Regions from separate parts of the Homo sapiens genome. Here region 1 is linked to region 2. Evidence: read pairs that join two places in POLR2A ChIA-PET (ENCODE). Cell type or tissue: PC-3. All regions are shown on one strand. Links, peaks and the distances in the headings refer to the core of each region. The heading gives the core; the rest is flanking DNA. Region 1 holds the start of NICOL1 (NELL2 interacting cell ontogeny regulator 1). Region 2 overlaps POLN (DNA polymerase nu).

Region 1 (15,553 bases), core at 3,912-11,911, 90 kb after region 2:
TCAGGAGGACTCACCCCTGTGCACCCAGGAAACCTCTGGAGTGAGGGGAGCATGGTGGGTTCCTGCTCATACCACCCCCAAGTCCTGGAAGGAGCCCCAGGTGGTCAGGGAAGAGGGTCACTGAAGCCTGCTGACTTATGCCAGATATGTTGACCTAAAGGGAAAAAACTGAGGCAAAATTAATGTGAAGTGGAGAGTTTACCGGAGCCAGGTTTGAGGACTGCGGCGCCGGGGCACAGGGTCAGGGCAACCCTTTAGGTTCACGCCTTCCAGGGAGGCAACGTGGGTCATGGACAATCTCGAAGGAACTCGCTGATCCATTCAACAACCCCTGCACCCGACGCTCAAGTGCTGACCAGGGTCCCTGCCCAGCCACAGGGGCAGCTCCGCAGTGTCGTCCTAAGGTCGGCCACGTGGACGGCAGGAAGGGCGTCCCAGCAGAGGGATCAGCACGCAAGGGGTCCGGGCAGGAAAAACCAGGCAGTGGAGGCAAGTGAGGGGCTGGCGCGCCTGGAGAGCCAGGGGGCTGGAGGAAGATGAGGCTGGGCTTTGAATGGGGGCCTGGGGCTCCAGAGCAGAGACTGGGGGAACAGGCTGTCATGCTTCTGATGGGGGCCAGGAGAGGGGAGAAGCCATGGTCACTGTCCAGGAGCTCCTGAGCAGTGTCCCCACCCAGACCCCAAGGCCTGAGTGACCTCTGAGGAGAGCGGTCCAGCCCTTACAGGGCCACAGCCTCTGCCGGCCCCTGCCCTCTCCACCTCATCCCCACAGCCTCAGCCTGAGCCTGCCACTGCTCGGCCCCAGCAGCCAGGCCCAGAGACAGAGGCCTGCTCAGCACGCCTTGGTGGCCCTTCCAGTCTCCATCTGCAGACTCCCTCCCACCAGCCTGCCTGGCCTCACCCTCCAGCCCCTACAAGTCACCCAAAGCCCGTGGCCATGTGACCCCCAGTAGCCCTGATGGTCAGCTGAGGCCTGTGCTCCAGCCCCGGGTTCATAGGTACCTGGAAGGCACCAGAACACCGTCAGCTTGGAAGGGTCAGGGCTGGGCTCCAGGAAGCAGCCTGGAAGGTCTGGGAGACCATGGTACTTGCTCTGGGTGGGGGCTGGGGGGCCTAGAGCCCCTCCCCACGACAAGGGGAGAACCCCGTAGGCCACACGGTGCTCCCAGCGCCAGCAGCAGAGCGCCTATATCAGCCCCAGGCTGTCGCCAAGGGCCCATTTTACAGAGGAGGAAACTGAGGCTCGGTCAGGTCAGCCTGTGGGGCAAGAGCGGAAACCCAGACCTGTCGGTCCTCCCTGGCCGCCCACCTCCGCCTCTGTCTCCTGCTTCCCTGAGCGCCCTCCTCACCGGAGACCCCTGCCCCTGCCCCAGTTGCCCCCGCGCCCCGCCTGGCCCATGCAGGCCTCGCCTTCCTGGGAGCGGAGCGGCCGAGACCGTCCGGATTTCAGATGCCAAGCTGAGAGGCGCCCGGGCCTCCGCCGCTTGGATACTCAGGTTCGAGGAGGGCACACCCAACGCAGCGGACGTGGGCAGTGCAGCCCCACCCACGGCAGAGCGGGGACCCGCGAGCCCACGCCCAGGCCGGACTTGCGGGGTCTCCTCCAACGCCGTCGGGGCGCTCCTATCCCGCCGCGAACGCCCCGAGCCCGAGTCCGTGGGGAGGAAGAACAGGGGCGCGGGGAGCCGCCGAGCAGCCCAGGGGAACCCCAGGACGGCGCGGGTCTGGCCACGGTGGGAGGGAGCAGGGCGGGGTGGAACGGAGCTGCGGGTGAGACGGGGCGGGGGGCGGGCCGAGGTCTCTTATGAAGTGGAACTACAGACCGGGAGGCCAGAGGAAGAAGGAGGAAAAGCAAAACGGTCCCCAGGCCCACAGGGCGCCTAACGGGGCTCCACAGGAGGCCGGGAGGTGGGAGTGGCAGAAAGGCGCCCAAGGCCCCAGGCTCGCCCTACCCCGCATCTTCCATGGGAAGATGGCCCAAAACCACACCCCATGCAGCCCTGCGTCCCAAAGACCCCCAGAGCAGGAAGGGAGGGGCTGCGGGGGACCCCTGTAGCCAGCTCCTCCCAGAGCCCTGGCCCAGGCAGCCTCCCTGCAGCTTCCACTGGGGGAGCGCGCGGCCTGCAGGGGCGCCTGGGAAGAGCAGATCTCACCCTCCTGGGCTTCACAATCCAGTGTGGGGTGGCAGGGAGGAAAGAAACAAACACCCCGGGACCCCTCAGGGACAAACGCTTAGAAGAAAATGCGGGGCTGGGTGTGTCGGCGTGCGCTGGGGACCCAGCTACAGGCTCTGGGCTCTGTGGGCTGGTACCGGCACTGTGGGCCCCACTACTCAGGAGGCCCAGTGAGGAGGATTGCTTGAGCCTGGGAGGTTGAGGCTGCAGGGAGCTGTGATGAGGCCACTGCATTCCAGCCTGGGCGACAGAGCAAGGCCCTCTCTTAAAAATAAACTATTTAAGGAGGGACACAGGGCTGCAGAGTGAGGCCGGTCCCAGGGCAAGGGATGCGTCCCTGCAGAGGGCACATGCACAGGCCCTGCGGTAGGAAGGGTGACCTGCAGATGGACTGTGGCAGCAGCCGCCTTCCAGACAAGCAGACACAGTGTCCCTCCCACACGCTTTTCTACATGGCAGCAGGGAGAAGAGGACATAGGATCCAGAGAAAGGCGGCTCTGGGCTGGAGTGCAGGTGGGCAGTGGGGATACCCAGCGGTCAGGGAGGAAGGCAGGGCCCACAGGGAACACAGGGAGAGGCCCTGGACCAAGGGGATGCCCTGACACTGGAGAAGCTACAGACATAAGGGCGGAATGCAGGGAAGATCAGGGAAATAGCAGGTCCAGGAAAAGAAAAGGTGTCCCAGAAAGAGACTGCAGTGCCAGGTCACTGCTCGGCCATGCCAGGGTTGACTCATCCCTGAGTTGCTGAGCCCCTGGCAGGAAAGCTGCGCCATGGCTCCAGGACTGAGTGTGAATGCCACTGGCCCTGCCCACGCTTGTGGCCAGGCTCCCTCCGCTCTGCTCCTCCGAGGCCTTCCCCGCTCTTCATGGACCCTGTGGTCCTCTTGCCTTGCTTGGCCTTGGTGGCATGAGACACAGCTGTGGCTGCCCGGGACGCAGCTCAGTTCTCTTCCTGCTTCACAGCTGCTCGTCACCCCTAGGGGCCCTCTTCTCTCCTCTGCCCCCAAACAGGCCACAGGGGATCCCAGACTTCTCTCTCCAGCTCCTTTTACAGGCGTACCTCCCCAGTGGCCTCCCGGACCCCCATGACCACTCCCACCCCCCACCCAAATCCCACAGGCTCTACCTGCAAACACACCCGGAATCCAGCGGCCTCTTACCCTCTGCTGCCGTGGGGCTGCTGTCCTTCTCAGTCTGCCGTCACCTCCTCACAAGCCCCGCAAGTCCCTTCCCTACCGGCAGCCAGAAGCTCCCGTTACCAAACCTTGTCCTTGCCCCAGCCCCGCAAGGCCTAGGGGGAGGCCTCTCCACCCAGTGTCCCACAGCCAAGCCTGGCTCCTGCCCCCACTGAATCCCAGAGGGCACCTCCCCAGGGCGTGTGTGACGAGTGTGCCCCAGACCCCATCTTTTATAGTAATGGAGACCTCACCCTGTGCCAGGGCACACAGCTGCCCATAACACAGGACACTGAGTTATATTTGAATTTTGGATAAACAATATTTAGTGTGAGGAATCCCTAACACTGCAGGGATAAACAGGAATCTGGCTGTTCCTGGACTTGATTGCCTAAATCTGTCAATATAAGCCTAGAAATAGGGCTATGTTCCTGGCCTCCCTTGCAGCTAGAAAGGCGTGAGGAAGGCTGACCAATGGGACATGAGCACCACCCAGGCCATGCCCCCAAAGACATGGCCCAGCCTCCCAGCCTCTGAGCAGGTGCTGGTGGCCGGCACTGGTTCCTGCCCCACACCCCACCCTGCCTGGGCCTGCAGTGACCTCAGGCCCCTGCTCTCCCTGGCCTGCATTAGAGGGCGCAGACATCCTCCCGGCTGGACACCTGACTCAGTCTCTCCACGTGTGCCAGCTCCAAGGGAGGACTCTGTTCACTGTGGATACCAGGCACGTCCAGCTCCACCCGCCCGAGGCAGGGCAGGGCTTGGGGCCCCAGGGCCAGGGAACCAAAGCCCCAGAGGCCAAGTCCCACCTAGGGCACCTGGCAGTCACCTCCAGCCTGCTGTTCACCTGGATTTGTTCCTAACCATGTTCCTGCATTACTTTGATAAAAGGCTCTAATTTTACTGAAAAAGCATTTACAGAATGAATGAAAAGAGGGAGGTGCCCGCTTCAGCTGGAGGTCACCTGGGTGCTGTGTGCACAGGTGTGTGGATGGCAGTACGGCCTCATCAAGTTCCCATCCAGAGCTCCCCAGTGACCAGGGTCCAGGCTCAGGGCTGCAGGTGGGAGCTGGCAGGGGAGATGATGCTGTGTGGGGTGGCCCTGCCCTCTCTCCCCGGGACCCTCTGTCTCCCACAGTCTCAGGCAGCTGGTCCACCAGTTCAGTGGTGCAGGAGCCTGGAGGGGCTCAGCCCTGGGGCAGCTGCTCTGGGGGCTCAGGGGGGTCAGGCCGATTTCTACACTTCCCCAGCCTCAAAACAAGGGGAGGCAGGCAGGGGAGCAGGTACGAGGAAGCACAGGTCACTGAGGTCGGACGTGTGTGTCCACCTCTCCGCACGGGCACTGGTATGGGACAGCAGCCAAGAGGGCTCGCCCAGCTGGAACAGCTGGGGAAACCCAAGCCCAGAGAGGGGCCCAACCCAGGACTGCCGGGGGCGACGCAGGGGCTCTGGTGGCCAGAACAGAGAGACAGGACACAGGCGTGCCACTGGGCATTTATTCACACGGAGCAGCGTGGTCCTCAGTGCCCCGCTGGCCAGCAGGCACACAGGGCACGGCGCTCTGCCTGCAGCAGTAGGGTCTCCGTCTGCAAAGCAACAAGAGGGGTGAGGGTGCAGCCCAGCTGCCCACTGGCATTCCCCTGGGCCTCCACCCACCCAAGGCAGCCCTATCTCCACCGGCTCCTGAGACAGACAAGGTCAGGCCCTGGCTCTAACCCCCACACCCAGAGCCTCCCACTCATCTCTTTCCTCTGCAGTGGCTCCCACTGGTGGGGCCTGCCTGGGGTCTGCTGGTGCCCACGCCATGCCAGCGTGCCCACCTGCCTTCTTCCAGCTCCCACACCACCCGCAGGGGTCCACTGTCCCCCACTCCCTGCCACCCTCATGCCTAAGGATAGGTGGGGGCTGCTCCTCCCAAGAGCTCAGTTCCAGGCTCTGTGAGTGGGGAGAGGGCTCCAGGTCTTAGTCGGAGCCCTCTGGAGTGTTCCCAAGAAGGACACTAGGGCTGGTGGGGGGTGGGACCAGGCAGGGTCTTCCCTGCTTTCTCCTTCCTAGAATTCTCCCTTTCCAGGAAGAAGCTTGAGCCCCGGCACAAACAAAAACTCCTTGGCTGCACCCCATGGCGTGGGGGCTCCCTGTTCATCCAGGCTTGGAGGGGCCTTAACCAACCTGTGCATCCACCCAGGATCCAGACCACCCTGCCCAGCCTGACCCCCCATTCCTGACACTTTCGCCACATCCTCCGGCCTCAGTTTCTCCTCTGCCCTGGGGCCTTGCCGCCCACCTAGGGGATCCTGGATTGGGCTGACAGTCCTTCCCCAGGGTCCAGATCTGTCACAGCCCTCAGGAGTGGCGGTCATAGGACAAAGTGCCCAGTGAGAGCCTTCTGGGGGAGGGGCTAGAAATAGAGTATGCTGGAGAGAGGGGCGTCTCATAGGTGAGACAGGTGCCCAGAATGCCCCTTGGATGACTGGAGCCAGAGGAAGGGGGCAAGGTGCGGCATCTTAAATCGGGGTGAAGGATGAGGGACACTCCACTCCCGCAGGGGGCCTCTTCCTCATCCTCCCTGCCCTCCCCACCCCCTGGGAAGCCCGGGAGGACCGTCGCGCCGCGGGCGCTCACCCGCGCGTCCAGGCTGCAGGCTGTCTTCCGCAGGTCCTGCAGGGCGCGCTGCATGAACTCGAAGGCGTGGCAGTCCACGCATGGGCGGCCTGCGGGGGGCGCGGGTCAGGGTGGAGGGGGCGCAGGGGGGGTCACCCGCAAGGCCCCCACGCACTCTGGGCCCGTCCACCCAGTGCCAAAGAGCGCACGTCCCCACTCCCCAAGCCACCATCTCCCGCGAAGGGGAGGACCCGCTCCCGGGAACAAAGGCGAGGCGCGGTCCTCCCCGCAGAGCCCCGGCCCCGCACGCCCCTGTCGCCAGCCCCGCCCCGCTCCCCGGAACCCGGCCCCCGGCACCTACTCTGCGCGGGGACGGCACTCCCGGCGGGCTCGGCGCGGGCCCGGGCGCCCAGCAGCGCCAGACTCAGCAGCAGCAGCAGCAGCGGCGGCGGCGGCGGTGACATCGGGGACCGGCACGCGGGCGGGGGGGCCATGGCCAGCAGAGGGAGCGGGGCCGCCCTGAAGCCAGCGAGGGGTCAGCGGCGCCCGCCCCGCCCGCCCCGGGCCGGTGAGCCCCCGTCCCCTCCCGCGGGCCCCACGACCCTTGTCCAAGCCCCAGGCCTGGGAGCCCTGGACCCACCCACCCCGGGCCCGGGAGCCCCCTCCCCACCTCCGGTTCCCCGACTCCAGTCCGCCGGTCTCCGGGCCCAGCGAGCCTCTAGTCCGCGCCCCGTATCTAGAAAACGCCCATTCGGACGCCCGCACCACCGCCCTTACCGCGGTTCAGGGACCCCGGGACCAGCAGCGCGGGGACACCGGCAGACGTTCCGCGTCCGGCGCGCAACGCGCATGCGCTCCGACCCGACCCCGCCCGGGTTCCCCATCCGACGTCGTCGTCATGGAAACCCGAGACTGCGCTGGCCGCGGGTTTAGAGGAACCTAGGACGCTCCAGGAATCGGGTGTGCCTGGCCCTGGCCGGGGGCTGCCCCCGGGAGCAGCGTCCAGGCCCATGGCGGATGCAGTCTAGAGGACTGCCTGGAGGAGGCGGCGCCGGGGCGAGACCTCCAGAGCGCAAGGCCGGCGGGAGAAAAGCTGAGGAAGTGGGAAATCTGTGGCTGGAGCTCAGCAGGTCAGGAGCGATCCTGAGGGAGCTGCTCGATGCTCGCGAGGCGCGGGGAGCTGCGCATGCAAACGCTTGGCCTCCGACCGCGGGCGAGTGGGGTCCAGTGTGGGGTCGCACCGCCCGGAGAGAGCTGGTCTGGGGGATCGGCTCGGGGGATCCGCCCTCGCCCGGCTTTTCCCTGGCCCAGCCTCTCCCCGATCCTCGGGCGTCAGGGTGGGCACCAGCCTGCTCGGTCCCTCCCGGCTACCCACCCCCAACCCAGGGTCCTCCTCTCCGCCTCTCGGTGTCCTCGGAGACCGGAGAACCGCTTGCGCGGAGCCCCGACCACAGGTCCTCGGCCTCTCTGTGCCGATTTCAGTCCCGTGAACTCAGGGCTGTTGGCCTTAAAGAGCGCCGTGCAGCCAGTGGCCCCCGGGGGCGCCCGGCAAGTGCGAATCTGGGCCCCGGACGCCCTGGGAGGGATGGTCCCAGCCGTCGGAGCCAGGCCCCCACGCCGACACCGACACAGGCGGTGGCCTCCTCAGAAGGCGCCCCAGGCGCACGTGGGTGCTGGCGCCCCCGCTCCCCCCCCACCCCACCCAGCAGCCCGCGCTGTGGCCGGGAGCTCAGGGACTAACCACACCTCCCGCCAGACCCTCTTCTTGGTGGGCGGAGCCGCACCCCTACCTGGAGGCCGCCCCGCTCGCCGTGCAGGACCCGGAGCCTCGGGCGCCCCCCTCCCCAGCCTAGCCGACCTCTACCCCCAACCCCCGGGGTTCTGGCCGGTGGTCTTCCCGGCACAAGCTGGGACTGCGGACGCACCTGCTTCTCGCGTGGTCAGAGCCGCCCCTGCCCCGGCCGGACGCGGGTGTCCTGACCCTAAGAGTGGGTGGGAGGGTGGGTTGGGGAAGCGTGCCCGTGACTGCCGCTGCCTCCTCCGGGTTGGGCCGACGCCGGGCTTCGGGGACCCGGTCGCACCTCGGGGGTGTGCTGCATCCTCAGCGCGCTGAAACGCACGCGGGGCCCGAGGGGCCGGGTGGGGGCTGCGGGCCGCTGTCCCAGGCGCCTGGGGAGGCAGCGGCCCTCCCGAGTGTCGGGCTAGTGCGCACTTCCGCGCTCTTCTCCACTCGGAGCCAAGAGCCCGGGAGCAGGCCGTCGCGGTCCCCCAGTGGGGCGGGAGCCGTAGAGGGGTAGCCCCGCGCTGTTGCCGGGGCCGCGGAGCCCTGGGGGGGACGTGCCTCCGGGGACGCGCCGGGCCGCAGGCGTCCTTCTCCCCTTCGGTCCCACGCTGCGCCCGCTCGCGACCTGCTCCTATCACCCCTGCCCCTAGCGCCCACGGACAGTCGCGCCCACGGACAATCTAATCCCAGCACTTTGGGAGGCCAAGGCCGGTGGATCACCTGGGGTCAGGAGTTCAAGACCAGCCTGGCCAACATGGCGAAACCCCGTGTCTACTAAAAATACAAAAATTAGCCGGGTATGGTGGCACGCGCCTGTAATCCCAGCTACTGGGGAGGCTGAGGCAGGAGAATCATTTGAACCCAGGAGGCAGAGGTTGCAGTGAGCTGAGATCACACCACTGCACTCCAGCCTGGGCCACAGAGTGAGACTCCATCTCAAAAAATATATATATATATGTATATTTCTTACCAAAAATGCATCTTCATTCCCATGACTGTCTTCATCTCTGTCTCTCTCTCTCTGTCATACTTGCTGGTTCCTTTGGATGTTGTTTCTGTTTCCTTCCTAAATCCATATTTGAAATAACCTTAAAATTATTCCTTTTTCTCAATAAATAACACATATTTGTGCCTTTCTTATAATTTTTCTCATAAAACACATCTTTTTGGTGCACTTTATATACAGAATTATATATATTAATTAGAAGTTTAACTCTTTTTTTGAAACAGAGTCTTACTCTGTTACCCAGTCTGGAGTGCAGTGGCATGATCTAGGCTCACTGCGACCTCCACCTCCCGGGTTCAAGTGATTCTCCTGTCTCAGCCTCCCCAGTAGCTGGGACTACAGGTGCGTGCCACCACACCCGGCTAATTTTTGTATTTTTTTCTTTGGTAGAGACAGGGTTTGCCATGTTGGGCAGGCTGGTCTCGAACTCCTGACCCCAAGTGATCCACCTGCCTCTGCCTCCCAAAGTGCTGGGAATCCAGGCGTGAGCCACTGCACCTGGCCTAAGTTTAACTCTTAGTAATTTTAATTTCTAGCAAGCAATTTTGAACTATCACATGTCAATATTTTATAGGTGAGAACCATTTTGTAATTTTTAGAGACAGGTCTCTCTGTAATTTTTTTTTGTTTTTTGTTTTTTTTTGAGACGCAATCTTGCTCTGTCGCCCAGGCTAGAGTACAGTGGTGCAATCTTGGCTCACTGCAACCTCTGCCTCCTGGGTTCAAGCGATTCTCCTGCCTCAGCCTCCCAAGTAGCTGGGATTACAGGTGCCTGCCCCCACACCCAGCTGATTTTTGTATTTTTAGTAGACATGGGGTGTCACCATGTTGGCCAGGCTGGTCTTGAACTCCTGACCTTAAGCGATCCACCCGCCTTGGCCTCCCGAAGTACTGGGACTACAGGCATGAGCCACCGAGTTCAGCCATAATGTATTCTTTTGATAGTGACTCTATTTCGTGAATCCAACAAGAGGACAAGCACAACGCTCACCATCATTTAAAAAAAATGAATTTGCACAAATCTCACTTGTGTTATTCACACATTTCGCTTATTTAATGCTTTCTTTGATTTTGATACCAAAACTGTATGTTGATATAAACTCCCAGGTGATGAAAAGATCGTTGACAGAGCTGAGGATTTTTCATTGAAAACTAACCCTAATCCAGGCAAACATTTTAACCCAGTTCTAGGTACTGATGTCAAAAGGGGTTGTGATATAGCAAGACACTAAATAACAAAGCTTCAAAATATTGAAAGCGGCATTGACAGAAGTACAGAAGAAATAATTAATCTCAATATTATAGTGTAATATTTTAACGTGCTTTTTCTGATAATTATTCAAACAGGAAATGAGTTGGTAAGGATATAGATTTGAATGCTTCACAAAACATTATCTAATTGAGTACATATATTGAACACTGTATCCTCAGAATACATTCTGTTTAAGTATATGCAGAATGTTTAATTTTAAAAAAATTAGGCCAGGCACAGTGGCTTGTGCTTATAAGAGACGGGAGGATCACTTGAGGCCAGGAGTTTAAAACCAGCTTGGACAACATAGCAAGACCCTAACTCTACAAAAGATTTGAAGATTTTAAAAAGTATCTGAATGTGGTGGTGCATGCCTGTAATCCCATCTAGTTGGGAGGCTGAGGCAGGAGGATCCCTTTAGCCTAGGAGTTCGAGGCTGCAGTGAGTCATGGTCGTGCCACTGCACTCCAGCCTGGGCAACAGAGTGAGATCCTGTCTCCAGAAAAAAAATTTTAATTTTATATATATATATATATATATATATATATATATATATATATATATATACACACTGATCACTTAATAAAGGCTTTAAACATGTCAAATAATTTAAACATGTCAAATAATCATACAGATCATTTTTTTAACTACAAATCAATGTAATTATTACTTATAATAACAAAAATATAAGTGAAAACTTCCATATGTTTGGAAATTTAAATGCACAAATTTAATAACACATAGGTCAAATAAATCACAAGGGAAATTATAAAATATTTACAATTAGAACAATAACAAAAATAGCATCCTAGAAAACTTGCAATATAAGGGCAAAATAGTATTTGTGGTAAAATTTATAGTGTAATATAATTATAAATGTAAAAATGCTGAAAACTTATGTATCAAAAGAATGCATAACATAATTTTTATGTGTATTAATAGACCTAAATATATGTAGTCTTTTATGAAATTTAGGAAACCAAGAACAAACATATGTATGTTCAGCAATTTGTTTCAATTTTTTATCTTATTTGGAAATGAACCAGACATTTATGAATATCATTTAATTTATCATAACATAACTTTAAGATTTCAAATTACATGAAAAGTTAATTTATAAATGTTTATCCTATTTACATTTACCTAATTTATTTTTAACAATTCACCTAGATGATTTATGAAAACTGAGATATTAGAAGAAGTCAAGTTATTTCCCGATTAACTATTTTTATTTATTTTTTCATATGAAGAAACACTTCTAGAAGATCCCTTTCTTATATTCTAATCTAAGCATTTAATGTTTTCAATGCATCACACAAATATTGATGAGTTCTCATCTTAATTTAGTTCAGAATGCTTTCTAATTTTACTGTGATTCTTCCTTGATTAAGAAGTTATTTAGAAGTGTATTGGCTGAGCGCAGTGGCTCAAGCCTGCAATCCCGGCACTTTGGGAGGCCGAGGCAGGTTGATCACTGGAGGCAGGAGTTCGAGACCGGCCTGACCAACATGGCAAAACCCCATCTCTGCTAAGACGGGGTAATTTATGAAGAAAGGGTTTCCTTGACTCACAGTTCTGCAGGATATACATAAGCATGGTTGGGGAGCTTCAGGAAACTTACAATCATGGCAGAAGGGCAAAGGGCAAGCAAGCACCTTCTTCATATGGCAGAGCAGGAGGAAGACAGCAAAGGGGGAAGTGCTACACACATTTAAACAAGATCTCGTGAGAACTCATTCACTATCATGAGAACAGCAAAGGGGAAGTCGGCCTCCGTGATCCAATCCCTCCCACCAGGCCCCTCCTCCAACACTGGGGATCAGAGCTCCACACGAGATTTGAGTGGCGACATAGAACCAAACCATATCAGCCATCAACGTGGTCATCCAGTGCCTCCCCTGTGGAGGACACCGGAGCATGAATGTGCAATGTGACAGCCCTCCCACTCTGCCTGTTCCTGTTGTTCGTCCACACACTCACTCCCCATAGCCGTGTCTCCCCATTCTTCCAAACTTGCTCCTTCCGGGTTCTCATCAACCAGCCAAACAGCCCCACCCACGACTCCATATATATTCTTATTTCATGACTCTTCTGCCTCTACGTGAAGCAGACAAGCAAGCTAACTGATCCGAGTTATACCCACAGGGAGGATTTCTTCTCCACGCTGTCCTCGAGGGCCGCCCTGAACATGTTGTAGTGGAGCTTCCGTCTGTCTTCAGCTTCCGTCAACACTGAACCAGCTCATCTAAGCACCAGACACAAGATTTTACTGCTTTTGTCAGGTGGAGTGGGAAGTCGCACCCACGTCTGGCCAGTTGGGTCGGCTGTAACTCAGACTTTGGACTGACTTGTCACCCAGCTCATATAGCAAGGAGTTCCTGATGGCAGCTGGGGGAGCTGACATCAGTGTCAGCTCAGACTCTTAGGCAGTTACCTCAATCCTCCCAATAGTTCCTAATCCTTACACAATATGGAGCCAAGTCCCTAAAGATGCTCATTGGTTCACAGTATTAGACTTAATGCCTAATTAAGGATGTTTTCTTGTGTATACCTTTACACCTGGACTCCCAGTATATTTTTGCTTTTGAATGAACTGATCCAGACACTCATGCCGCCTCTTAGCTTAACTGAACCGTCCTTTCTCAAGGTTTTAGAGACAATCCCCATCTCTGGCAAAAGAGTTAAAGGAGCTACCGTTAACTATGGGTCCCTTTTGTAATATGTGATGACCTATTAATTCCCAGCCCTTCTAGGGAAGTCTCTGACAGGAACACAATCCAGCCCCTTAATTTTCTGGAAAAACGAGGGCATCAGGTATCCCTAGCAATGCCCAGATCTCTGTACAGAAGGCTAAGTATTTGGGGTATGTGCCCACTCCTGGGACAGGACTTTGACTCAGGAGTGAAAAGAGGCCATCCTGGCACTCCAGTCCCCTCAGACTAAGAAACAGGCCTTTGGGGGAATGGCTGGATTCTACTGGGTTTGGGCTCACAGCAGAACTACTTTATGAAGCTCTGAAAGGACGTGATCATGAGCCTTTAAATTGGGATGGAACCTGCCAACAGGTATTCCTAACATTAGAAGAAAAGCTGGGAACAGCCCCTACTTTGGGACTCCCAAACATAGAAAAACTTTTCACCCTTTAGGCCGGGCGCGGTGGCTCACGCTTGTAATCTCAGCACTTTGGGAGGCCGAGGCGGGCGGATCACAAGGTCAGGAGATCGAGACCATCCTGGCTAACACAGTGAAACCCCGTCTCTACTAAAAATACAAAAAATTAGCCGCACGCGGTGGTGGGCGCCTGTAGTCCCAGCTACTTGGGAGGCTGAGGCAGGAGAATGGTGTGAACCCGGGAGGTGGAGTTTGCAGTGAGCCGAGATCGCGCCACTGCACTCAAGCCTGGGAGACAGAGCAAGACTCCGTCTCAAAAAAAAAAAAAAAAGAAAAAGAAAAACTTTTCACCCTTTAGATGAACTTTTAGATGCTGTCCAGCTCCACCCTTTCACCTTGGCTGAAAAACAAAGGGTAGCTTTGGGCATCCTAAACCAGAGGCTCAGGAATGACCCTATACCAGTGGCTTACTTTTCTAAACTAGACCAGGTGGTGGCTGAGTGGCCAGGATACTTGCGAGCTGTAGTCGCCACCACTCTATTGACAGAAGCCAGTAAGTTTACCTTGGGACAACCATCAGATGTCGTGATCCCCCCCATGAAGTATAGAGAGTCCTAGAGGCAAAGGGACACCAATAGCTAACGAGGGGCTTGTTACTGAAATATCAGACCCTTCTGCATGACACCCCAGATGTTACCCTTAAAGTATGTCGAGTTTTAAACTCTTCTCCCTTGTTGCTGGACTTCGTGTCCCAGGAAACAGATCCCCAACTCATTCACTCCTGTGTGGAAACCATAGAACAGACCTCCTCTAGCAGGCCTGACCTCAAAGATGAGCCCTTGAGCCCCTGCATAACCCCGATGTTGAGTGGCTCAGAGATGAAAGTGGTTTTATTCATAAGGGAGAAAGAAAGATCGGTTATGCAGTAGTTAGCCGAGAAGAAGGCATTGAGGCCAAAGCTTGACCTCCCCAGACATCTGCTCAAAAAGTGGAATTAATTGGTCTAATCAGGGTCCTCCAACTGAGAAAAGACTTAAGAGTCAACATATTTACCGATTCCAAATATGGGTGCCTGGTGCTCCACGCTCATGACGCCATATGGAAAGAAAAGGGAGCGCTAACAGCTAAGGAATCCCCCACACAGCATTGCTCTGAGATCTTGGAATTGTAGATGCTGTCCAGCTCCCAAAGGAGGTGGCAGTTACTCACTGCAGGGGACACCAAAAGGGGGACACCTCTATCATCCCGGAGGAAATGCCCTGATGGACAGGACAGCCAAGGCCACAGGTGAAGAACACCAGTGCTCCAGGCCACGGACTAATGCCAGGTACTGCACCCATGCCAGCAGCACCCTACTGTACTCCTGAGGAAAGTAAATGGGCAGAACAGATGGGCTTACAAGGCCAGGCGTGGTGGCTCACACTTGTAATCCCAGCACTTTGGGAGGCTGAGGTGGGTGGATCATGAGTTCAGGAGTTCGAGACCAGCCTAGCTAACACAGTAAAACCCTATCTCTACTAAAAATAGAAAAAAAAATTAGCCAGGTGTGGTGATGCATGCCTGTAATCCTGGATACTCGAGAGGCTGAGGGAGGAGAGTCATTTGAACCTGGGAGGCAGTTTTCCCTGGCCAGTGCTAGGGAGATTGTGAGGTTTGGACTGGGCAGAATTCCCCACAGCGCAGCACAGCAGCTGTGGCAGATTGTGGCCAGACTGCCTCTTTAACTGGGAACCAGACCCATCCCTTCTCACCCGAGCAGTGCCTCCCTGCAGGAGTTCCAGCAACTCCAGCCAGGGGTTTACGGACAGAACTTTCATCTCCCCAGGTCAGAGCACCTGGGGAGAGTGGTGGCCGCAGTCTCAGGTTGGACAGACTTAATCTTTCCTGCTTGCTGGCTCCCAAGAGTCCCAGTGACCTGGATGAGGGGGCATTCCCCCCAGCGCAGTGCACCCACACTGGTAAGGGGCAGCCAGACTGCTTCCTTAAGCAGGTCCCTGATCACATGCCTCCTGACTGGGTGAGACCTCCCAACAGGGGCCACCAGACACTTCATTCAGGAGAGCTGCAGCTGGCATCAGGTCGGTGCCCCTCTGAGACAAAGCTTCCAGAGGAAGGAGCAGGCAGCAATCTTTGCTGTTCTGCAGCCTTCACTGGTGATACCCAGGCAAACAGGGTATGGAGTGGACCTCCAGCAAATTGCAGCCGACCTGCAGAAGAGGGGCCTGACTGTTAAAAGAAAAACAGCCAGGCGCAGTGGCTCACGCCTGTAATCCCAGCACTTTGGGAGGCTGAGGAGGGTGGATCACAAGGTCAGGAGTTCGAGACCAGCCTGGCCAATATGGTGAAACCCTGTCTCTACTAAAAATACAAAAATTAGCCAGGCGTGGTGGTGGGCGCCTGTAGTTCCAGCTACTTGGGAGGCTGCAGGAGAATCGCTTGAACCTGGAAGG
Region 2 (15,553 bases), core at 2,674-10,673:
AGAACTGAGTTCAAATCTCAGCTCAGTCAATAGATGTGTTACTCTAGCAAGTTACTTAACTTATGGAAACCTCACTTTTCTCATCCATGAAATGATAAAAGCAGCACCTTCTTTGCTAGGTTATTGTGAAAATTATTTATTTTTCGTCTTACTCATTCAGCCACTATTTGTGAATTGCTCCTGTGTGCTGGGCTGTGTAGTAGGTGCTGGGGACACGGTGAAAACGCCGTGGGCCCTGCCCCGGGAGGCTGTGTCCAGAGGGCAGAGTGCCGTGTGGCTGTTCTGCACAGCACCTCTCAGGTGCCTCACACAGCCTGGCACGTGTGGGGCGACTGCCACAGCTTTCTCAAGACAAGGAGAGCCAGCATGCCCTCAGGCTGGCCAAGACCCTGTGACTATCACTTTCCTTTGGCTTCATTCCAGAGGCTGCAAGGACATAGTCAACACATTAAAAGCAGGGCTGCCATCACCTTTTCCTTATTTCCACCACCTCCCCAGTTTGGCACCTTCCATCTGGAGCTTCAGTCAGGTAGACAGATGAAGATACCCAGGCCCACACAATACCTAGGGAGAAAAGCAACGGGCTCATGTACCTCCTGGGCGCAACCCCTTCACCCACAGCTGAGACTATTCCCTGCATAGCATTCCACTAACAGCTACTGAGATTTTAACAAATGCCACATTGTAGAATTAAAACGTCATCTCAGCACCTTGCCTTTCACTGAATGTTAAATAAAGGCTGTTAACATTCAATTTTTTTAGATCAGTTCTCTTATTTGCAAAAACATACCAAGTTCACCATGAAAACAGATGCTGGGATGTGCCCCATCCACATGGCTGGCACTTTCCCCTGCAACCACTCATGGGAGACTTGGGCTGCCCAGAGCAACCCATGAGGGCTGAGCACAGGTGCCTTCCTCTGCGGGGTTCAGCTGGGCTTATTTAACAGGCAGCTGAGAAGTGATCTCCACACATTTTGATGTCCACAGTAATAGCAGAAAACTGTATACCCTAGAGGAGATTAAAATTGTAAGAAAATTATTCCAGTTTGCTTCCATCTCCGTAGTTTGGGGAACTTAAACTAGTCATTCTGCTGTATGATTGCGTTACTGTGTGCTCTCTCTGCTCAGCTTAGGAGACACATGGGCATGGTCTCCGCCCCCTGGACATTCGTTGGACCTGGGAGATGAAATGTTCATGGGTGGTCAACACGAGGGGACCAGCTTATGTAATGTAAATAACATGATTGACTCCAACAAATTAGGAGTATGCTGGTTCTGAGGCTTTCACCTGCAGAAACATTCAGATATCACCATTTGCTCTCGGCCTGGGTGGCCAGCTCCTCGCCCGAGGAGAGTAATGGGGAGTCTAGCCCCTCCCAGTAGAGGATGCCTGCAGGTAGTGATCGCTTCTCTATTCTTCTTCCACGAACGGTTCCCCTGCGTGCTAGCACGTGGTGTTGGTCTGTGACGGCAGCCGCTTGCTAGAGTGATGTCTGACTTCGATGCTCTCATGGGCGTGTGATAGCCACGCTTTCATCCACACCCCCAGTGTGCTGGGTGACCCCCACAGGCTTCTCCCACATTTGGACTCTCACCTGGTGGGACCCAGCTTCCTCCCAGATGTTCGGACTCTTGTTAGTTGTCGCTTCCCACCACAGTCACTTTGGTCACCCTCGGTCTTTGGTAGTTCACGTGCTGTATGTGCTAATTGCTCACGTAGACACCTGTGAACATGCGTTTGCTCATGAGGCGTTAGGGACGGCACTCTGTCTGATGGCTGCTTGCATCACAGAGGCCCATAGAGAAGCGCAGCAGTGTTTCATGTGTTTGGAAATGTGAACCCGTGCACATGAACAGACATTCACAGATCTGGTTGGCGCACAGTGCCACAACCAACGGGGAGCATTGGCCATGAAAAGCTTGGCACGGGCTGATATCTCCTCCAGAGAGGCCTTGCTGAAGGCCCATGAAGGTTGGTTACAGAAGAAACACATGTGGTTCTGTGGCCGCTTCCTGTCTCCTGATTTCTTGGAACTCTGCCATGAGTGAGGCTGATTTCCCCAGCCTCACTCCTCAGGGGCCTGAAGTACTCTCTTCTTCCCTCAGAGCACCATGGAGAGTCTCCTGTGACACCCTTTCATTTTGTTCATTTGAACCCTGCGTTATGTGACTTGTATGTGTGATACACACGTCATGACAGACAATAACTCCCAGAAGGCCAGATTTGTGTGCGAGTTCATTTTGCATTGCTGCCCTGGGCTGCATATCGTGGTGCTTTCTCTGTAGCGGAACATCATCAGTATTGGGGGGATGCGTGCACAAGGCACAAGCAGAAGGAAGGAGTTTAGTCGAAGGTGGCAATTTGTACGTTATGTGTATTCAATTTTTATTACTGACATGCTTTCAATGCCTCTCTGTCTCACTCATTCAGTAAACACGCACGTATTACATACTTTCTATGTGTGAGGTGCTCCTGGAAAGGGGGATCCAGGTCTCCAGCTGTTCAACGTTGTGATCAGTACTTGGTCTGAACTGAGAGATGTCAAGGATGCTCTTCAGAGCATTGTGACAGACCCCCAGCCTGCTTAATTAGGGAGCTAGAGGAGGTTTCCTCCTTAAGGAAAGGAGGAAGTCTGCTTGTGTGCAGATTTGAAGGATGAGGAGAAGTCGTGGTATCAAAAAGGTGGGGAGGTTAAAACAATAATGAGATCCCACTACATACCTATTAGAACGACTAAGATCAAAAAGCAAAACAAACAAACAAACAAAAACCTTACATTATTAATTGGTGAGGGTGTGGAGCAACAGGCACTCATTCATTGCTGGTGGGAATGAAAAATGGTACAGCCACTTTTCGAGTTTGGCAGTTTCTTTCAAAACTAAATACCATATGATCCAGCCATTACACACCTAGGCATCCACCAAATTAATTTGAAAACTTATGTCCACACAAGAACCTGCACACAAATGCTTATGGCATCTTTATTCATAATCACCAAAAACTGGAAACAACCAAGATGTCTTTTTAGAAGTGAATAGATAAATAAACTGTGACACATTCATACTGAGAAATATTATTCAGTGATAAAAAGGAATAAGCTACAAAGCCATAAAAAGGCATGGATGAATCTTAAATTCATATTGCCAAATGAAATAAATCAATCTGGAAAGGCTACATACCACACGATTCCAAATTATGTGACATTTTGGAAAAGGTAAAACTGTAGACACAGTAAACAGATGAGTGGTTTCCAAAAGTTCAGAGCTGGCACTTGGGGATGAGGTTGGATAAGTAAAGCTCCGGGGATCGTTTAGGGCGGTAAAACTATTTTGTATGATACTATGATGGTGGATAGCTGACAGTATGCATTTGTCAAAACCAATAGAATGTACAACAGCAAGAGTGAACTATAATGTATGTAAATTTTTAAAAGTCATTTATGAAGTCGGGGGATCTCAGGATGGGAGACAGAATGTGACATGTCCATCTAATTATATTAAATTTGTGTGAAACAACCTCACTGGGGAAAGTTGTTGGGGGGCAGGGGGAGAAAAGAGATGCTGACCTGAAACAAATGGAGTCTTAAAGACAAAAGACAGAAGCAACTGAACACAATTATTGCACTCTAGTTAATAAAGTTGTTTTCCACAGGGGTACAGGTGAACAATTCTGCTACCACTATGTACATATACTGGAATTAAACATGCAGTATTTGTCTGTCTATACCTGGTTTACTTCACTTAGCATAATGGCCTCCAGGCTTATCCATGTTGCTGCGAATGACAGGATGTCATTCTTTTTATAGCAGAATGGTATTTCATTGTGTATATTTACCACATTTTCTTTATCCATTCACCCATTGATGGGCACTTAGGCTGATTCCATATCTCGACTGTTGTGAACGGGGCTGCAGTAAACATGGGAGTGCAGATACTTATTTGTCATACTGATTTCCTTTCTTTTCCATACATCCCCTGCAGTGGAATTGCTGGATCATATGGCATTTTAATTTTTCTTTTTTTGAGGAACCTCCATATTGTTTTCCATAGTGGCTGCACTAATTTACTTTCCCACCAACAGTATATCAGAGTTCCCCCTTTCTTTGCATTATTGACAGCATGTTATTTTTTTTTTTTTTTGCCATTTTTTATAATAGCCATGTAAATTTACATCAGGCTGGCCTCAAACTCCTAGGCACAAGTGATCCTCCTGCCTTGGGTTCCCAAAGTGCTGGGATTACAGGTGGGATCCACTGTGCCCAGCCACAAGCTATTTTTATATTTCATATTCTACCACTTCAAATAAGATGCAAAAGGCTTACAAAAGCCATTGAACTCAAAAAAGCTGATTTATTATATTTACCCAGATACTGACCATTTCTGTTGCTCATCTTTCATTCCTGAAGTTCCAGGTTTCCCTTTGGAAGCATTTCCCTTCAGCCTGAAGAATTTCCTGTAGCATTTCTTTTAGAGCAGGTCTGCAGATGACAGAGTACTTTAATTTTTATTCATCTGAGAATGTCTTTCACTCACCTTCATTCCTGGAGGATAGAATAAAGAGCTCTGAGCTGGCAGTTCTTTCAGTCTGTGGAAGTTGTGGCTCCATTGTCTTCTGGTCTGCATGGTCCCTGACAGGAAATCTGCAGTCACTCACATTGCTGTTCCTCAGCATGAAAAGTGTCATTTTACCCTGGCTAGTTTCAAGATGATTGTTTTTAAATCACAGTTTTTTCAGCAGTTTGATTATGATGTTTCTGGGCCTGGTTATCTTTTAATTTACCATATTTAGGGTTGTTCAGCTTCTCAAATTGGAAAAAGTATGTCTTTCACTAAATTTCAGAATTTGAAGCCATTATTTCTTTAAGAAAACTTTTTTCTGCACAATTCTCTTTCTTTTCTCTAGGAACTAAGAGAACACAATTTGATATTGTATTTTGATATTAGCCCACAGGTCCTTGAGTCTTTGTTTATTGTTCTTCCCTTCTTTAGATTGGATCATTTCTATTGATCTCTCTTCAAATTCAATAGCTGTTTTCTCTGTCATCTCTACACTATTATTGAGCTTATCCTGTAAATATTGGGTATTTTTTGAGGTATCATGTGATTCTAATGTATAGAAAACTTGAGAGCCACTGACTTAATACCCCAAGGCCTTCATGTCCTCATCTTAAAAAAATGAGGATGACAATGTGGCCTTACCACTTCCCAGGGCTTCTAGGGGGAACTAAGGAGCATTGCTGTAAGATTGCAGGACTTTGATGCTTGGCACAATTCGTCAGATTTAGCCAGGGAGTCAAGACCAACTAATAATGCCCAGTGAGTTCTATTCCCAGACAAAGCAGGGTATTATTGTCCAAGGTACTGCCAAGAATCCAAAGGATGTTGTGACAGAAATTCTCATGATTTGAATAGTTGAAACGGGCTAGAAGCATGTGAACTATTGCACATTGCCCAAGTTGTAAAAGTGTGAAGGTGCTTAACAGATGGCCCTAAGAGTTTGCAGGGGACGTAGCACAAGCCACCAAGTTTAGGACAGGCTAAGACAGAGGCAGGTACGAAGTGCCAGGAGCAGTGAGGGAGGGGAATGACCAGCATCAAAGAGACCAGAATTTTCATCTTAAAATGTGTTCTAAAATAAAAGTACAATATACAAATTTCACATAAATCTACCATTAGCGTATGTTGTAGGAATTTTTAAGTTAACTGAGTTCATAATTTGGGCTGCTGTAAAAAGAATGACTGTACATAATTATGTTAAGGGTCACACAGGCTAGAGTCAAAAGGAATTGTTCTCAAATCTGCTAAGTACATTTAGTGGTGTATTCACCAAAATTATGTTTTGATATTAGACAACTGTATTAAGTATTAATGTGCTTATGCATGTTACATTGGCTTACTTGTTTTAATGTTTAATAAAATGTGATGTACATTAAATACCCTAAGTAGTACAGATTAAGAGTAGATATTTTAACTAAAGCTAGTCTCTTATTATTAACAGAATATCCAAGGTATCTCCAAGCACCCAATTCAGATTACTACACCTAAGAATTTTAAAGGTAACTCATTTCTTACTACCTTGCTAAAGTCTCTGGTAACTCTCTTTTGAGATAGGGTGTCACTCTGTCACCCAGGCTAGAGTGCATTTGTGCGATCACAGCTCACTGCAGCCTTGACCTCCTGGGCTCAGGTGATTCTCCCACCTCAATCTCCTGGGTAGCTGGGCCTACAGGCACACACCACCATACTTGGCTAATTTGTATGTGTGTGTATTTTTTGTGGAGATGAGGCTTTGCCATATTGTCAAGGCTGGTCTCAAACTCTTGGGCGCAAGTGATCCTCCCACCTTGGCCTCCCAAAGTGCTGGGATTACAGGTGTGAGCCAGTGTGCCCTTTTTAACATTTTTTAAAAAGTTACTTGTCATTGATTTTCTATATAACTAACTGCTTCACCTTCCTGAAGTTCTCTGTATTTGCATGACCAGGATTTAAACATACATTGAAAGAATGAAAAACAGCTAAAGTGATATGGTACCTCCCTGTTAGCAGTTTACAAGTGGAAATGGATGATAATTATATCAGGAAAGCAGCTTTCCTCCTGCCATCTCTCCCCCACCAGCCTCCCAATAAAGAAAAAACAAACATATAATAGCACTGGTGCTTATTAAAGTTTGAACATTACTGGAAATGTTTATAAAAGCACACTAACACTCTTAAAAAGAGTTTAAGAGCTCATTAAAAAGCACATGAACACTCTTCTTTCTTTTAAGCTATTCTGCTGTGATGCTGATGGGTACATTTCTAAAAAAGAAAAAGTTCAAATCTGAGCAAATGAGAGTTCTGCTGCCCATGCCCTGTACACGTCCTACCCTTGGCAGTGGCGCTCCTGCCCCTGTGCTGGGGGCCCTGCTGTGCAGGAAGGTCCTGGCAAAACAATGAAGCCCAATGAGCAGTCTTGTCTTGTCCTCTTCTCTCCCCTCCCCTCCCCTCCCCTCCCCTCTCCTCCCCTCTCCTCCCCTCTCCTCTCCTCTTCTGTTTTCTTTTTTGAGACAGAGTCTCGCTCTGTTGCCCAGGCTGGAGTGCAGTGTTGTGATCTCAGCTCACTGCATCCTCCGCCTCCTGGGTTCTCCTGCCTCAGCCTCCCTAGTAGCTGGGATTACAGGCATGCACCATTACGGCCAGCTAATTTTTTGTATTTTTAGTAGAGATAGGGTTTCACCATGTTGCCCAGGCTGGTCTCAAACTCCTGGGCTCAAGTGATCTTCCCATCTCGGCCTCTCAAAGTGCTGGGATTACAGGTGTGAGCCAGTGCTCCCCGCCCCAATGAGCAGTCCTTTCTAAAATACATGTGACTGTCCTGAAATAGGGTCCAAGGAGAGGGATCCTGAGCAGCTTCATCCCCTGCTGCCCCTTCCCACATAGACCTTCAATCAGTGAGGCTCAGAGAGTTTCAAGATTGCTTTTACTGGAATGCATTTGGTTGTCAACGTTTGACTTTTTCTTTTCTTCATTAAGAATTCTAGACAGAACAGAAAATTAAAAAAAACAGAAAACCTAGTTAACTTTCAGTAGTAATATGTTATTTTTAAATTACATTAATAAGGCCAGGCGCCATGGCTCACACCTGTAATCTTAGCACTTTGAGAGGCCAAGGCAGGAGGATTGCTTAAGTCTGAGAGTTTGAGACCAGCCTGGGCAACATAGTGAGACCCTGTCTCTACAAGAAATTTTAAAATCAGCTGGTCATGGCAGTGTGCACCTGTAGTCCCAGCTGCTTTGGGAAGCTGAGGCAGGAGTATTGCTTAAGCCCTGGAGTGCGAGGCTGCAGTGAGCTATGATTGTGCCACTGCACTCCAGCCTGGGCAACAAAGTGAGACCCCCATCTCTAAAATAATTAAATTAATAAAAATATTCGGAAAAATTTAAAATCTTAACTCTGGACTTCAGAATAATATTCAAATAATATTGTATTGAGGAATAGCTATGCATCAGTTCATGACCAAATTCACTAAATGCTCTTGAAATAACAATTCAGGTAAAGAAGACAAGATTCTCACGATCTCCCCGAGGGCCATGTTTGTTTCATCCAAAGGCCACACCTTTCTAGCAGCAGGTACGTTGCTGTAGCTTGCTTTATGCATTTTCATAGGGTTCAAAGGTTTAGAAATTGAACAATTCAAAGGTACTTATGGAATTCATTCTTTCAAATAAATTCTTTTTTTTTTTTTTTTTTTTGAGACAAGAGTCTCGCTTTTGTGGCCCAGGCTGGAGTGCAGTGGCATGATCTTGACTCACTGCAACCTCTGCCTCCTGGGTTCAAGCAATTCTCCTGCCTCAACCTCCCAAGTAACTGGGGTTACAGGCATGTGCCACCATGCCTGGCTAGTTTTTGTATTTTTAGTAGGGACAGGGTTTCACTGTGTTGGTTGGGCTGGTCTCGAACTCCTGACCTCAGGTGATCCACCTGCCTTGGCCTCCCAAAGTGCTGGGATTACAGGCATAAGCCACTGCGGCTGGCCTCTTTCAAATAAATTCTAAGGCACAGTACATAATAACAAGTTTTTCTTGCAGTGTCCCGTCACATCACCGTATCTAAATCCCAGATACCTTTGGCCCTGCCCCCGTGCTTTGTCTGCCCTGCTCGCTGCGGCCTTGCCGGACCCTACTCCTCCCAGCTAAGAGTCAGCTCCACTCCAGGCCCTTGCCCAGGCCATTCCTCTTCCCCAGAGACCATCTTGGTGCCCTCCTTTGCCACCTCCGTGCCTTTACTCAATGTCACTTTGTTGATGGGGCCTATAAATAGGATAACTGGTCATCCTATTTATCACAACTCCCCTCCACGCACACATTCTCACTCACTCCTGAGCCTCCTCACCTTGCACAATCCTCCCCATTTCATTTCTCACCTCCTGACACTGAGGTCAGAGGACCCTGGGAGATGGGAGGCAGGGACATGGACCTTGAGGCTACAGAGTCAGGAGAGTCTGAGGGTGGCCGGGGTGCGCAGCAAACACGAGGAACATTGCTGGCAAACTCTAAATTAATGCAGAACTGTATCTCACAGACTTTTCACAGATTGAATTGCGCATTCTTACACATTTATCTGGAGATCCGGAACTTCTGAAGTTATTCCAGGAATCTGAAAGAGATGATGTATTTTCTACTCTGACTTCACAGTGGTAAGATATATGAACTCACAATATTATCAGATCTGCAGGAAGGCCAACATGAGTTTAAAAGCCTGGAATTATTCCAAGGCTACTTTCATAAGGCAGAAATTATATTTTTTGTGGCTAATAGCTAATCATTTTGAAAAGAAGAGTAGATAACTAGGATGCCATGAGTTACCTAATTGTGAAGGAAGTGATGGTTCTTCCCCACTAAAAAAAAGAAGTCCATTCCTAGAGAATGTAATAGAAATGATAAAATAACCAGCGAGTCCCGCGCCCTGCAGGCGAGCACCACGGAAAGAGCGAGCCCGCGGTGCTGGCTGTGAGCCACTGCCCTCCGAGGAGAGCCAAGGTGCTTGCTGCGTACTCACGCCCCAGCCCATCTGTGGGCCAGGGGCTTCTTGAGCTGCGGGTGAAAGATCCTGCCTGAGTGGCTTACACTCACAGAGAATTCCAGAGGCAGATGGGCTCGGGTTTTGTTGGGCAGCTTGGCAGTGTCGTCCCAGGCCCGTCCTTTTTCATCATATTCTCAGGACGTTGGCTTCTCTTCCTCCTGGTGGAATACCTGCTCCGGTCTCCAAAGCAGGATGGAGAGACGGGTGCAAGGCTCTCTCTCACCCCTCTCCTCTGCCCAGGAAAGTCAAGGTGCTCTTGGAGAGCCCGGTGCAGACAACAGCTATACCCACTTTCTAGAGCAGGTCATGCAGCTGCACCAGCTGCAAGGGAGGTGGAGAGATTATACTCCAGAAAAAAGGAGGAGTGGATTATTGTGTTTGGCTTATACATCACAGGTGTTCACCGGGCCGGGTGCATCAGTGCCCCTTTGAGGAAGGGGAGGGGGAAGTGTGTGCTGGCTGTTGGAAGGTCCGTGTGTCTGAGTCACTGTCCCCTCCCTCATCAGCTGCAGGTGCCACCTCCCCATCACCTTGGGCCTCTTCTGCTCCCCCTACGGCCCCCTCACCCCTCCCTATGGCCCCCTCACCCCTCCCTACCCTCCGTCCCAGCTCATCTCCTGCCACCTGTTCACCCTCACGATGTCACACAGAAAGGCTGCCCAGCACCTGGGGGTGGGAGATGAGGAAGCAGATCATGGGGATCGGAGAAGTCAGAGGAGCAGAGTCCTAAGCGGGTGAGGGGTCTGTCCTTCAGCCCCTCACTAGGCCGGCCCCCTGCACTCCCCTCCCCATGCGCTGTCTCCGCCTCTGTCTTTGCTGAAGGCGGGGGACCTGCGAGGGCTCTGGCTGCTCTCTGGCCTGGTTGCCACCCACTCTCCTGGTGCTCCCTCTTCAGCTGCCCTGGCTAGGCCTGAGCTCACCAGTTACCCGCCTCACTCTGGCCTTTCCTGTCCTGGGGCTCAGGAAGCTCTTTCCCCGAATGTCCGTGTGTCTCCCTCCCCTACCTCATCCAAGTGGGCCCTCCCGGCGTCTCCTCAGGGCCCTCCCCTGACCACCCTCCCCTGATGCTGGGCACGGCGCCGCTCCTCTCTGGTCTCCACTCCTCTCTGGTCTCCACTCCTCTCTGGTCTCCGCTTCTCTCTGGTCTCCGCTCCTCTCTGGTCTCTGCTCCTCTCTGGTCCGATGCACATTCCCATGTATTGCTCTACTGTCCATCCTGCTGCAGCGACAGCGCCCAGGGGCCGAGACCTCATCCACCCTCGTCCCTACTGTGCTCCACAAAGGGTGGGGACTCACAAAGGATTTGTCAAATAAATGAATGAATAGTATAGAACGCAAACTTGCGTTTGAATCAGAAAATCTCTCCAAAAAGGCTACCACCACAGGACTCTTACTTGAATGACAAAATTCAGGAAGAAATATTTTATATACGGGGAGCAGAGGATTGAGAATGTTACTCTACACTCACCTGGACTTTGGAGTAGCTGTGAAATTGTGTTTATGGTGACAGCAGGGAAAGTGACAAAAGCAAAGAATAATGAAGTGTTTGCCCAGCACAGGAAGAGGCACTGTACCGGGTCGATGTGACGAGCACAGCACATGGTGGGGTCCAGGGCACCAGGAGCCAAGGCCAGCTTTTGGGCACTGGAGTCCTGCCTCCCACCCAGTATGCAGGGCATCCTCTTGTCGTTCTCTCCTGTCCTCTGTCCTCCTCCTTAGACCCTGCACCTTACCCTCTGTGACCCTGTCCTTTCACATGAGTGGCCTCCACCCCAATCGGGGCCCACTCTAGGACTCCAAGCTCTCCACCTCTCAATGCCCATATCTGCACTGGGTCCTCGCTGGCCTCACTCACAGCTCTGCCAGTGGCCTTCCTCCTGGCATCTCTGTCCAGGTCTGTCACTTAGCCAGTCTTGCCTGCACCCCACTGAGCTCCAAAAGCACTGAGACCCAGTCAGCTCCAGCTCCTCCTGGGCACTCAGGAAAGGTCGCAGGATGGATCCCGGGACACACATAGACCCATTGTTATCTCCGCTCAGCCCATCAGCTGCCCCCTTAGGAAGCTGTGTTCCTCTGACTTCTCCCTGCTCTCTGGTTTCCAGCCCTGAGTGATCCCCATTATTTACTTGCTCACCTCTTACCCCACCCCAGGTGCTGGCGGAAGTTGCAAGGTGGTGGCAGCTGAGTCCACTAGAAATTCAGGCCATGTGGACTGAGAGAAGCCCTTAATATTCTTGACTTCCTGTCTTCTCTTGTTGCTCCAGACTTTTTTGATCTTCCACAAATAACTACTATTCTCTCTTAATCTCCAAAAAGAACCCCCGCTCTTACTTAAGTGACAAAGTAGAAGGCCTAAGACAGGGGCTCCTGAACTCCCTTCCACCCCACCTCACTGTCTCCGTATACCCTCCTCCCCCTCTCCAATGGCTCCTGTCTCAAAGGAGGGAGCTTCTCTGTTGCCAGGATAAGAACTGCAGTGCACATCTCCAGGAGTCGCCACATGTCTAGACCTGTGTGCCTGGCTCCTCCTACAGCTGTGCAGTGCACAACCAGCCCAGCCTTACATGGCAGCCTTCATCCATGTTCCTTTTATTTTCCATTTTTACTCTAGCATTGTTAACATATCCTTTGTTGATTTCCTCGTTCCCCTCTACTGGGGGACAAAAAACCTGCTTTAGGATTGCCCTAAATATAACCCTAGAAAGAAATCCTATCTTCAACCTGGTTGAAGACCTCATTTATTGCTTAGGTACAAAAGAAATCTATACTTACTCCCTTTACTTTCTCACTGCCAGCTCTTTCTTGCTTCTTAAAACAAACTTTCATTTTACCTACATAGGCGTTTATTTGTATTTGAAGCCTGGAGCTCCTCACATCTAAGACAATGATCGCCTCCAGGATGTGCCTGGCTCCGAGGTCCAGGGCCAGCAACAGCAACGAGGACCCCACCCCCAGCAAGGGACAAGTCAAAGCCTCCACAGGGTCTTTGTGGGTGTGCAGCATCCCTGGGCCCTGCCTGTCCCGGTGCTTTCTCCTGGTCTCTGTGCCCCCGCTCCTGGGAAAACATCCTTCTCCTAAGCTCTCACCATCTTTTAAAATCAAGATATAATTCACAGACCATAAAATTCACCTTTTTAATGTTACAATTGGCCTGGCACAGTGGCGCATGCCCATAATCCCAGTATTTGGGGAGGCAAAGAGGAGAGGATCACTTGAGGCCAGGAGTTTGAGACCAGCCTGGGCAACATGGCAAGACTCCCATCTCTACAAAAAAAATTTTTTTTTAAATTAGCCGGATGAGGTGGCACACGCCTATCCTGTAGTCCTGGCTGCTTGGGAGGCTAAGGAGAGAGGATTGCTTGAGCCCAGGTTGAGGCTGCAGTGAGCTATGATTACACCACTGCACTCCGCCTCGACAGAGCAAGAACCTGTCTCTCAAAAAATAAAGTTACAATCACGACTATCTAATTCCAGAACATTTCGATCACCCCAAAAAGAAAACTCATGCCCATTAACCACCACTCCCAATTCACCCCGCCTCCCGGCCCTGGAAACCACTCATCTACTTTCTGTCTCTAGATTTACCTATTCTGGACACTTCACATTAATGAAATTGTACAACATGGAACCTTTTGTATCTGGCTTCTTTTGCTGAACATAGTATTTTCAAGGTTTATCCATGCTGTAGGAGCTAACAGTACTTCATTCCTTTTTAAGGCTGAAAAATACTCTATTATATGGAATAATATATTCTATATATTTCAATATAAATAAGCAAATAATCCGTGTATTTATCTATTCATCAAATGTCCTTTGATGGACATTTGGGTTGTTTCCACTTTTTGTCAATTATGAACAATGCATTATGCACATTTGTATACAGGTTTGGTTTTGGTTTTGGCTTCGGTTTTGGTTTTTTTTTGAGACAAGGTTACACTCTGTCCCCTAGGCTGGAGAGCAGAGGCACGATCTTGGCTCACTGCAACCTCTGCCTCCCAGGTTTGAGTGATTCTCCAGCCTTACCTCCCAAGTAGCTGGGACCACAGGTACATGCCACCATGCCTGGCTGAATTTTTTTTTCTTTTTTTTTTTTTTTTTTTTTGAGACAGGGTCTCACCCTGTCGCCCAGACTGGAGAGCAGTGGTGCAATCTTGGCTCACTTCAACCTCCGTCTCCCAGGATCAAGCGATTCCTGCCTCAGCCTCCCGAGTAGCTGGGATTACAGGTATGCGCCACTACCACCCAGCTAATTTTTGTAATTTTAGTAGTGAGAGGGTTCCACTATGTTGGCCAGGCTGGTCTTGAACTCCTGACCTCAAATGATCCACCTGCCTCGGCCTCCCAAAGTGCTGGGATTACAGGTGTGAGCCACTGCACCCAGCCTAATTTTTGTATTCTTAGTAGAGATGAGGTTTCGCCATGTTGGCCAGGCTGGTCTCAAATTCCTGATTACAAAGCAACCTACCTGCCTCAGCCTCCCAAAGTGCTGAGATTACAGGTGTGAACCACCACGCCCAGCTGAGGTTTGGTTTGGTTTGGTTTGGTTTGGTTTGGTTTCTGAGATAAGATCTTGATCTGTTACCCTTAGTGGGAATGCAGTGGCTCACTCCCACTCACAGCTCACTGCAGCCTCAACCGCTTGCTGGACTCAAGCAATCCTCCTGCCTCAGCCTCCTGAGTACCTGAGACCACAGGCACATGCCAGCATGCCTGGCTAGATTTTTTTTTTTCTTTTTGGTAGAGGCTCTGTCTTCCTATGTTGCCTAGGCTGGCCTCAAACTCCTGGGCTCAAGCAATCCTCCCTCCTTGGCCTCCCAAAGTGCTGGGATTACAGGTGTGAGCTACCGCCCCTGGTCTGTGTGCAAGTTTTTGTGCAGACATACATTTAAATTTCTCCTGAGTGTATACCTAGGAGTAGACATGCTGGGTCATAAAATAATTCTATGTTTAACTTTTTTTCATTGTGGTAAAATACCCATCCCATAAAATTTACCATCTTAATCATTTAAAATGTGCAGTTCAGTGGTACCCATATTTAACTTTTCCATGACCTGCTAAACAATTTTCCAAAAATGCTGCACCATTTTACATTCCCACAGGTGTGTGGGGTTCAAGTTTCTCTGCATTCTCACCAATACTTTGTATTACCTGTCTTTTTGATTCTAGCCATCCTGGTGAGTGTGAAGTGGTATCTCATTGAGCTTTGACTTGCATTTCCTTGATGGGGATGGATGTTGAGCACGGTTTTGTGGGCTCATCATTTACTCTCTGTCCCTGCCCCTCCTCTACCTCTGAACACAGGTGCACCCTGGGGTGTTTTACTTGCCTCCCTTTCTCTGTGTCCCTCCTCCCAGAAGGTGTCCTTTTTTCTCACTTTCGCTTTCCTTCCAGTTAAGATATAAGACAATATAGAATTTTTAAAGTATGTAATAAATTTAATAACACCCCTGCTCTCTCTCCAGAGGTATGGGAAGTCTTAGAAGATGGTTTTAGTTCAGGCAGGAAGACTATTTTGCCTCTTGGTTTGAGCTTTGTTGCCACCTTAGTGCTTGGATGGAATAGGTGTCCTGGATTTCCTACCTTAGAACGTGTGAGAGGATCTCTGCGATTCAAGGCAAGTGTTGGTGATTAGATCACGAGCATGTTACTTTCTTCAGTGGGCCCAAAGCTGCTCTGGCTGTTGCTAACCAAGTATTACAGCAAAGCATTTTTGTCAAAGTACTGGGAAAAGGATATGGGTAAAGTGGGAAAAGTATAGCACGAAATGCTTACATTAGAAATCAGGAAAGATCTCAAGTCAAAAGTTTCTATCTCAAGAAACTTGAAAAAGAAGAGCAAAAGAAACCCAAAGCAAGCAGAAGGAATGAAGTAATAAACAGCAGAAATCAATGAAATTGACAATAGGAAAACAATAGAGGAAATTGGTAAAAAAAAAAGTTAGCTCTTTGAAAAATCAGCAAAATTGATAAACTCTAACAAGGATGACAAA

What was found. ChIA-PET counts read pairs that join two places held together with the same protein. Peaks named below come from ENCODE experiments on the same cell type or tissue, not always from the same donor. Only the 100,000 strongest peaks of a DNase experiment are listed, where the experiment ranks them.
Region 1: POLR2A ChIA-PET joins it to region 2 with 5 read pairs; 2 of 35 experiments call an interaction of 5 or more read pairs at or near these places.

What each region holds. Positions count from the first base shown.
Region 1 is chr4:2,033,244-2,048,796 of GRCh38, reverse strand. It overlaps NICOL1 (NELL2 interacting cell ontogeny regulator 1), which reads right to left and starts at 6,802. Exons shown (of 4, transcript NM_001168243.4): 1 at 6,729-6,802; 2 at 6,313-6,470; 3 at 5,973-6,061; 4 at 4,833-4,936. The coding sequence starts at 6,445. The coding sequence ends at 4,871. It overlaps LOC124900839, which reads left to right and starts at 6,883. Exons shown (of 4, transcript XM_047416543.1): 1 at 6,883-7,081. RefSeq lists silencers at 6,214-6,423, 6,564-6,623, 6,664-6,763 and an enhancer at 7,162-7,663. In PC-3, for the core only: a CTCF peak has its summit at 6,021 (motif pointing right); no DNase peak of the experiment used is centred there; H3K4me3 peaks cover 1,865 bases.
Region 2 is chr4:2,121,738-2,137,290 of GRCh38, reverse strand. POLN (DNA polymerase nu) reads left to right here. Exons shown (of 26, transcript NM_181808.4): 17 at 6,001-6,058; 18 at 8,035-8,112; 19 at 9,064-9,178. Among named protein-coding and RNA genes, the nearest start is that of NAT8L, 70 kb to the right of the region's middle. RefSeq lists enhancers at 1,100-1,599, 1,600-2,101, 9,745-10,451, 10,452-11,157. In PC-3, for the core only: no CTCF peak of the experiment used is centred there; no DNase peak of the experiment used is centred there.